Regions from separate parts of the Homo sapiens genome. Here regions 1 and 3 are each linked to region 2. Evidence: chromatin loops called from intact Hi-C (ENCODE). Cell type or tissue: PC-9. All regions are shown on one strand.

Evidence for each region. Peaks named below come from ENCODE experiments on the same cell type or tissue, not always from the same donor. Only the 100,000 strongest peaks of a DNase experiment are listed, where the experiment ranks them.
Region 1: it touches region 2 in a loop (7-fold over the local background); 7 of 110 quality-filtered maps call a loop at or near these places.
Region 3: a loop joins it to region 2, with 10 times the contacts of the local background. A loop is called at or near these places in 2 of 110 quality-filtered maps.

What each region holds. Positions count from the first base shown.
Region 1 is chr7:94,642,790-94,645,289 of GRCh38, reverse strand. All of the region lies in intron 1 of SGCE (sarcoglycan epsilon), which reads left to right. Among named protein-coding and RNA genes, the nearest start is that of SGCE, 12 kb to the left of the region's middle. In PC-9, no CTCF peak of the experiment used is centred here; a DNase peak (open chromatin) is centred at 1,299.
Region 2 is chr7:94,579,457-94,581,956 of GRCh38, reverse strand. It overlaps a transcript of CASD1 not described here. Among named protein-coding and RNA genes, the nearest start is that of CASD1, 71 kb to the right of the region's middle. In PC-9, no CTCF peak of the experiment used is centred here; a DNase peak (open chromatin) is centred at 1,216; H3K27ac peaks cover 2,270 bases.
Region 3 is chr7:94,696,393-94,698,892 of GRCh38, reverse strand. No RefSeq gene overlaps it. Among named protein-coding and RNA genes, the nearest start is that of PEG10, 41 kb to the right of the region's middle. In PC-9, no CTCF peak of the experiment used is centred here; DNase peaks (open chromatin) are centred at 412 and 1,342; H3K4me3 peaks cover 263 bases; H3K27ac peaks cover 1,852 bases.

The DNA of each region.
Region 1 (2,500 bases), 63 kb before region 2:
AAAAAATATATATAAATAAAAATGTGTATATCATTTTGTGTAAGTACATTCTTTGACTGCACAACAAAATCACCTAACAATGCATTTCTCAAAAAGTATCTCCATTATTAAGCAATGCATGACTGTATTTGGGGGTAGTATTGATGTGTTCATGACATAGACTTTGCAGTCAACCACGAAATGGGTTAAAAATTCAACTCTGCCACTTAGTAAACATAAGACCTGGGGTGAGTTAACATAATTTTCTTAAACTTGGTAGTCTCATTGTAAAATAGAGTGAATACTGCCTACTTAACATAGTCATTGTAAGGATTACATTAGTTAATATGTGTACAACCCTTGGTGTAGTATCCAGCACTTAGTATTTAAGACATTGTAGCTAAAGAAAAGTAATGGCCAACTTACATTTTTTAGAGAGAAAAATGTAAAAATAATGTTTTGATGTAGGAAACAATTTTAAAAGAAATGAGGAGAATTGCATAAAAGAAGGGAAGAGAAAAATGTAGAGGGTCAGGGAGCAGCGTAACAACTTGGATGGGGATGGTAAGAGAAGGGAAGGGATGCCGGACACGTGAGCTATATAACCAACTTCTGAAAACAAAGTCTTTCATCCCCCTTACAGTGGAATATGAAAGAGACAAATGAAGTAGTGGACAGAGAAAGACTTGACAGTTTGCTTTTAAGGTGAGTATGATAATCAGATTAAATTTCATTTGGCATATCCGGCTGTTTACTTGGACAGTGATGTCTGAATAAGTTATTATTTATTATTTCCCTTCCTTGATATTCTGATTAGCTCATCAGCAATCAGTCACTATTCACAGCTCTTCAATTACTTTTATTAAATAGCAATCCTCTCCTCCCCCAGTCAGCAAATTATTCAGGTTTGGGAAACAGTAATATCTCTTCAGAGAGTGCTTGCCCCAGGCCAGATGAAATGTAGTCATGCCGCTACAAGACTCAAAATGAATCATGGAATCTTAAGACAAACTTTAACTGTCATATGGTTTCTAGGGAAGGTGAAGGCATGCCAGCCACCTTTGGATTAATTTAGGCTTTGATGATTTAGAAGGGGGAACATTGAAAAGATGATTAAATTATGTACAGTGATATCCTGGCTAATTGTGTGAATGCCTTCTTAGCTTGGGCTTTGTAAATGCAAGATGCATATGATGTTTTGTTTTTGTGTTTATGAACTAGAGTAAAACTCACACCCAGATATAATTGTAATGTAGATTACCATGAACCTGGTGAGCACAGTGGCGTTCTCTTCCTTTTAAGATTCCTGAGGATAGTCCAGTGTCTTTGGAGGATGTCCAAGAACCAGTCTCTACAAGGTTGACATATCTTTACACATTAGATTTAATCTTGAAAAGTTGTAGGTAGGATACATATTTTAAATATTGAGTCATATTTTTCCGTCCTAGAGAAATCCATTCTCACATAAAAAAATGCATTGGTCCTTTTCTAATGAAAATTAAACTTTAAAATACTAGCCTTTTTCAATGAGTATTCTGTACTTGTCAATGTACAGAATACAATACTTTTCTATACAAGAAGTTAGTCAAGTGGATCCATGATATTGGACACACAATTAAAAATAAATAGTTATTTCCCTATTATTAAAGTTTCTCCCTCAATATGTGGGACTTGGTTTAAGCACATCATTCGTGGCATCGTGTCTTGCCTTTAGTGATATTGCCTGGGGAGTAGAGCCATAAAACATTGTCCTTTTATTGGGATTTATTGGACTTCAGTCTTCTGTGGTCAAAGTAGGACTTCATCTGGATCAATACAAACTTTTAAAAAATGAATGTGTTCAAAAGCAGTGCTGGCCTTGAAATACAGCAATATCTGTGTGTTGTGTTTAAACTATTCTACCCTGCCTCTCTGTTTAAACAATTGAGACACCAATTCAATTTGCTTTTTGAATCCTGTAAAAGCCAACTAGACTGCCCTTATGCAGGACCTGGAAAGTATGAGCAATGATGCATTGATTCACTAGCCAAGGACATGTAGTGGTGTTAAATCTTATGCTGGGTTAGTAGGATTCTAAAAGCAAGAGTGTAAGAAAAAATTCCATAGACCTAAAATTATCCTAGTAAATCCTTTAAATAGCCCATAAGGTATAATATGTGTAATTTTGTATATAAAACTCTGAACAATAATTCTTATGCACAACATAGTCTGAGAACCACTGAGCTAGAATAAAGGAAGGAACAAAAGAGAAGCTGCCTGGGCACTCACCCCATTCTTTCTTTATGGTAACTACCCAGTTCATGGAGAAATGGAGAGTTCTATAGAGTGTCTGCTTGCCTGCAGGATTTACTTCATTATGCTTTAAGATTAAGCCCCTATAATCTTCAGACACATTAATAGATGATTTGGTTTTGTAAGGATTGAATTAGACAGTATATGTGAAAGTACCTTGCTCAGGAGCTGGTGATGGGAAGCAGTTAAATCTAAATGTTGCTTGTCATATCCACAAATACATTGTTCT
Region 2 (2,500 bases):
GACACTGTGGTGGTTCCTCAAAGACCTGGAGACAGAAATACCATTCAACCCAGCAATCCCATTGCTGGGTATATACGCAAAGGAGTATAAATTATTCTATTATAAAGATACATGCACATGTATGTTCACTGCAGCACTATTCACAACAGCAGAGAGGTAGAATCAACCTAAATGCCCATCAATGACAGACTGCATAAAGAAAATGTGGTACATATACACCATGGACTACTATGCAGCCATAAAAAGGAATGAGATCATATCCTTTGCAGGGACATGGATGGGGCTGGAGGCCATTATCCTTAGCAAACTAATGTAGAAACAGAAAACAAAATGCCACATGTTCTCATAAGTGAGAGCTAAATAATGAGAACACACGGACACATGGGGGGTAACAACACACACAGGGACCTGTTGGAGGGCAGGAGATGGGAGGACAGAGCGGATCAGGAAGAATATCTAGTAGGTGCTGGGCTTAATACCTGGGTGATGGGATGATCTGTGCAGCAAACCATATGGCACACGTTTACCTATGAAGAAACCTGCACATCCTGCACATGTAACCCTGAGCTTAAAACAAAAGTTGGAAATGAAATGAAAAAAATGTCATTTGATGTCAATTGAAAGAATGAGAATGGAAGTTTGCCTGACAACTAGTGTTGGACAGTGTATTAAAACTGGCATTGATATACAGCCAGTGAGATTTTTAGTTGGTACCACTTTCCTGGGAAGAGACTTGACGATATGTTCTAAGAGCCTTTAAGCTTGATTTCATATGCACCAAGCAATTTCTAATTTAAGTTTGGATTCTCATGTTTATCTTTTGTGGAGACACAGCACTGGTCATGGCACTAGGAGAGTGATATTTTTCACTATATATTTAAAAATTGGCCTTTGAGTCTATGTGTCTAATGTGAGTCTACCCCTAAATGGTAGCTTTCCTTATGGGATTCTGGCAAAATCAGGCTCCTGATCCTGTAATACCAAAAGCCAGCCCATGGACTATGGTTAATTGAAGGAGTAAGTGTTCCCTGGAGAGGGCTCTTGACAATGATGCAATTGGTATCCTTTGCAACACCTTGGCTGACTACTCCCTGTTAATTCAAACTGCAACAGAAAATATAGTTTATTTGAAAAGAAACTAAGAGAATGATATGTTTCAGTGCTGGTATGCGAAGAAGTATTCCAAGTATGAGCAAAAGGGTAGGGCAGGAGTAAACACTATGTGCATTGTGAAATAATTGGTGGCTTTGCAGCCTAAGATGAGTAGTCTCAGGTGACAAGTGACTCAAGAGTTCTAAGGCCATCTGTTGGAACAAAGGTGATTTTGGAAAAACAAATCTAACTGAACTTGTGATGGTGCTAAGATTAGGAAAGTTATATCCTGACTTTATTTGCAATGTTATAATTTTTTGTAAGGAAGAAAGTATTCATATCTTACTTGAGTAATTAGAAAATCTTCAATAAAAATTTAGGGAAATGTCAAAGAAAGAAAATGCTAAGATGATGAAGAATAAGAAAAAATATTTGAGGCAGATAGAAGAGCATTATTTAAGCCCTTTTGGAAGAAGAGAGCCTAGTGAGTCTAGAGTTCCATTAGAAAGTCCAGTGTAGCCGCAGTAACGAAGACTAAGCATGAGATGGTGAAGTATAGGGGAAGGTGAGACCCAAGGTAGGCCAAAACCATGCATGAACTTAAAGGAGAAAAATAAAGTCTGAAGGATGTTAAGAATGAAAAATAGGATGTGGTCATATTTGACCTTTTTATACATACAAATAATCCAACAATAATATAGAGAGCAGATACAGCAGTTGGGCAGAATGGGTGTGGTTATACCAGTCTGAAATCTGTTGTAGATATAATTGGAGAAATGGTAGCTTTGACTCGGATAGTGGTGGGAGATTCAAGAGCTATTTAGGAGGTAAAAAGGCAGCAGTTGTTGTTACATTGATACTTTGGAAATAGTGTTGAGGAACAGAGAGGAGCCAATTCTGACGTGTGGGTTCTTCTTGGTCAAATGGTGGCAATATCCATTGTGATAGACAATAGTGGATGAGAATCAGGATTGAGGAAATAATATGAGCTTAGTTTTATGCAAAGTGAACTTGAGGTACCTCTGAGAAAACCAAAATTAGTAGGCAATTGAATATATGAATTTGAAACTCAGAGTAGAGGTTCGGACTGGTGCTATGATTGGTAAGTCATCTGGATATGGGTTTTCACTGAAACCACAGGATCTGATGAGAAAACTGGTGCTCATTTTGTCATCTGAACATTCATGCAGCAGCTAAAGTGTGTTGCAATTATTTCTCCAATAGCAAAAAAGATAAGGTACATGAAGTTGGATATTTGCCAGAATCTAACGATCAGGGAAAGTCTGAGATGGTATTTTATTGACATTTCACAAAATTAAAATACAACATTACTTATTATTTTTGTACAAATTTTATTACTTTCTTAATAAATCTTACATTTTTAAAGGTTGTTCATTTGCTCCAAGGA
Region 3 (2,500 bases), 120 kb before region 2:
AATGCTAATGTTATATTTTCATAAAATAATTTTATGCATATTATTTTCATACAATTTATGGGGAAATTCGAGACATGTGGGTTGTAAGCCAAATTATAATGGAGTCCACTAAACTCTATATTTGCCATGTTAGGCTTCGGAAGACTTAGAAGAGATTTCATAAGGCGTGAACACATATTTCTTCTGCATAATAAATGTTACTGTTGAGTAAATAGTTAACATTGATTCTTTTGTTGCACATCCTAACAAAATTATGGTTAAGGTGTGCTAACACGACTAATTTCTAATCTCAGCTTTTACAACTTTGTTCTGCCTTTATACAGTACTGCCAAACTACAGTCTGAGGAGAAGGAGAACTTCTAGCAGTAAAATGTCCTATTTCACACTGGTTCTCATGAGTCATCTCAATAATATGTTGTTTTCAAGGTCAACAGCTGGCAGGAAACAGCACAGAAGAAATAATACATGCAGTTTTAAACTTGCATTCTATACAATGGTATACACACAGAAATCTTTATGCAATCAGTATACATAAGGCTGTTTATGCTTTTTAAATTTTTGCTTCTTAAATTTGCTGCTCTTTGTGACTACTTCTCTTGGTAGCCGTGGGCATGGTATAATATTTGTCTAGCAAACCGAAAAAAAAAAGCAAATACATTTATTTTTAAAAGTCCTCCTTCAAGTTACGTACATGTTTATTGTAGAAAATTTAGAAAACACAATCTAAAAGCAAAAATATCAACATCGCTCTAAATTCTACCTTCTGGAATAACCACATTAATATTTTTATCTTCATATGAAAATATATGTTTATGTTAATGTATGTTTTAATGTTAATGAACATATATCTCATTCAGAAAAGGGCTAAGAAAACAATTTCTAAGCAGAAGTACTGAAATGAATTGTACAAACATCACATAATAATTTGCATTTTTAAAGTATCATGGTAAAAATGCCTATGCCTAAGGATTCATTTGCACAAACACAGATTCCAAATATACCAATGAAAAAGCTGAGTTTTTGATCACAGCAATGCATCATTGTTTATTTTATTTAGTCTCAGCTAGCCTGAAAATTACCATTTTACCCAGTGGATTATTCACCCATTGTGTGGTAGAAAAAGACAAATGTTGTCACCAAACAAGATGATACAGTATTTCCTTTTATTCATAAAATCACCTTGAAAAACAGAAGTGATTCATGAATAAAAAAATCTATAGCAGCACTGGAGACAAAGCAGTGTCATTATTATACTTAAAATTGGAGAAATTTCTTAAAAACATACAGTAGTTAGCAGGATTAGTGCTAGAAACCATAGTGAAATGCAAAGCATTGAGTCAGCAGGGTTAGTAATGGGAGCTGGTCATGGGTCAAATAGTGAGTCAATTCACTGAAGAATTGTGCAACAGTTGGGCCAGTCCCAACTTGACTATTCTTTAGCCTGCAGGCTAAATCATGTTAGAAGAATTAAATAAAGTAGAATTTTTGACTCAGAAAATGAAGCCTTAGCATGAACTCCTGAACTGGAGTAAGGCAAAAAGGTAAAATTTGACCGTTAGAATGGACATCAAGAAAATGACAAGGACATTGCAGCTCCATGCTAAGAGTTGGGCCACACTCACACTTTTCTTATTTCACCATTTGAGGAAAGTCTGTAGATTATCTCTTTGCTTTTTATCTATGGGCCTTTCAAAAACAGCTGCCCTTTTTTTTCCTGGCAAGAAGCATTCCTGTAAGTTTTTCCCTGTCACACTTATGGAGCTCTAAAGTTACAACTCTCTTTCAAGGGGTAGTTCTCTATAGTAAAGAAGGCTTGAAAATGGCCAGGGAGCCCCATGACACCCACAATGGTGAGGCAAGTCTTTCATTTATAAATGTGAATACAAAATTTGCCAGACATTTTGAGGAAAACCAAGAGCAAATTTTAGTGAGGGACACTAAAATGAATACAAAAATACAGAGAAAAAAGAAACATATTCCTTAAATAATTTGTAATTAATACTTCCAAATAGATTTGAAAGGTTATTGCATACAAAAAATGGAACTATCAGAAAAAGAGAGCATTCTTAGAAATCAAAAACATGACACAAGGATATTTTTGAAAAAGAACTCAATGGTTGGACTGAAGATAAATGACGTATTTGTAGAATGACTTAATGACTGGAAGACAAAGTAGAAAGAAATTAACTGTTTTAGGAACTAAGCAAGGAGGTGAAAAATAGGAGAAAAAGTAGTTAAGAAAAATATGTAGTAGATTTTGTGTTCTTTGTGGCTGCTCAGCAATTTTGAACATCCTTACTATGTTTGAAAAATTTCTCATGAGTCTCACCAAGATAAAGGCCAGAAAGTTGTCTTCCCCATCTCTCTTGCTATTTAAAGGTAAATTTGATTAGTTAAAAATTAATATTGAAAACTCTAGGGCAGTCCTTACTCAATTATTTTTACAAAGAAGTATAATTAATATGCTAAAGGATGAGATAATGGAGAATTATAAAATGCT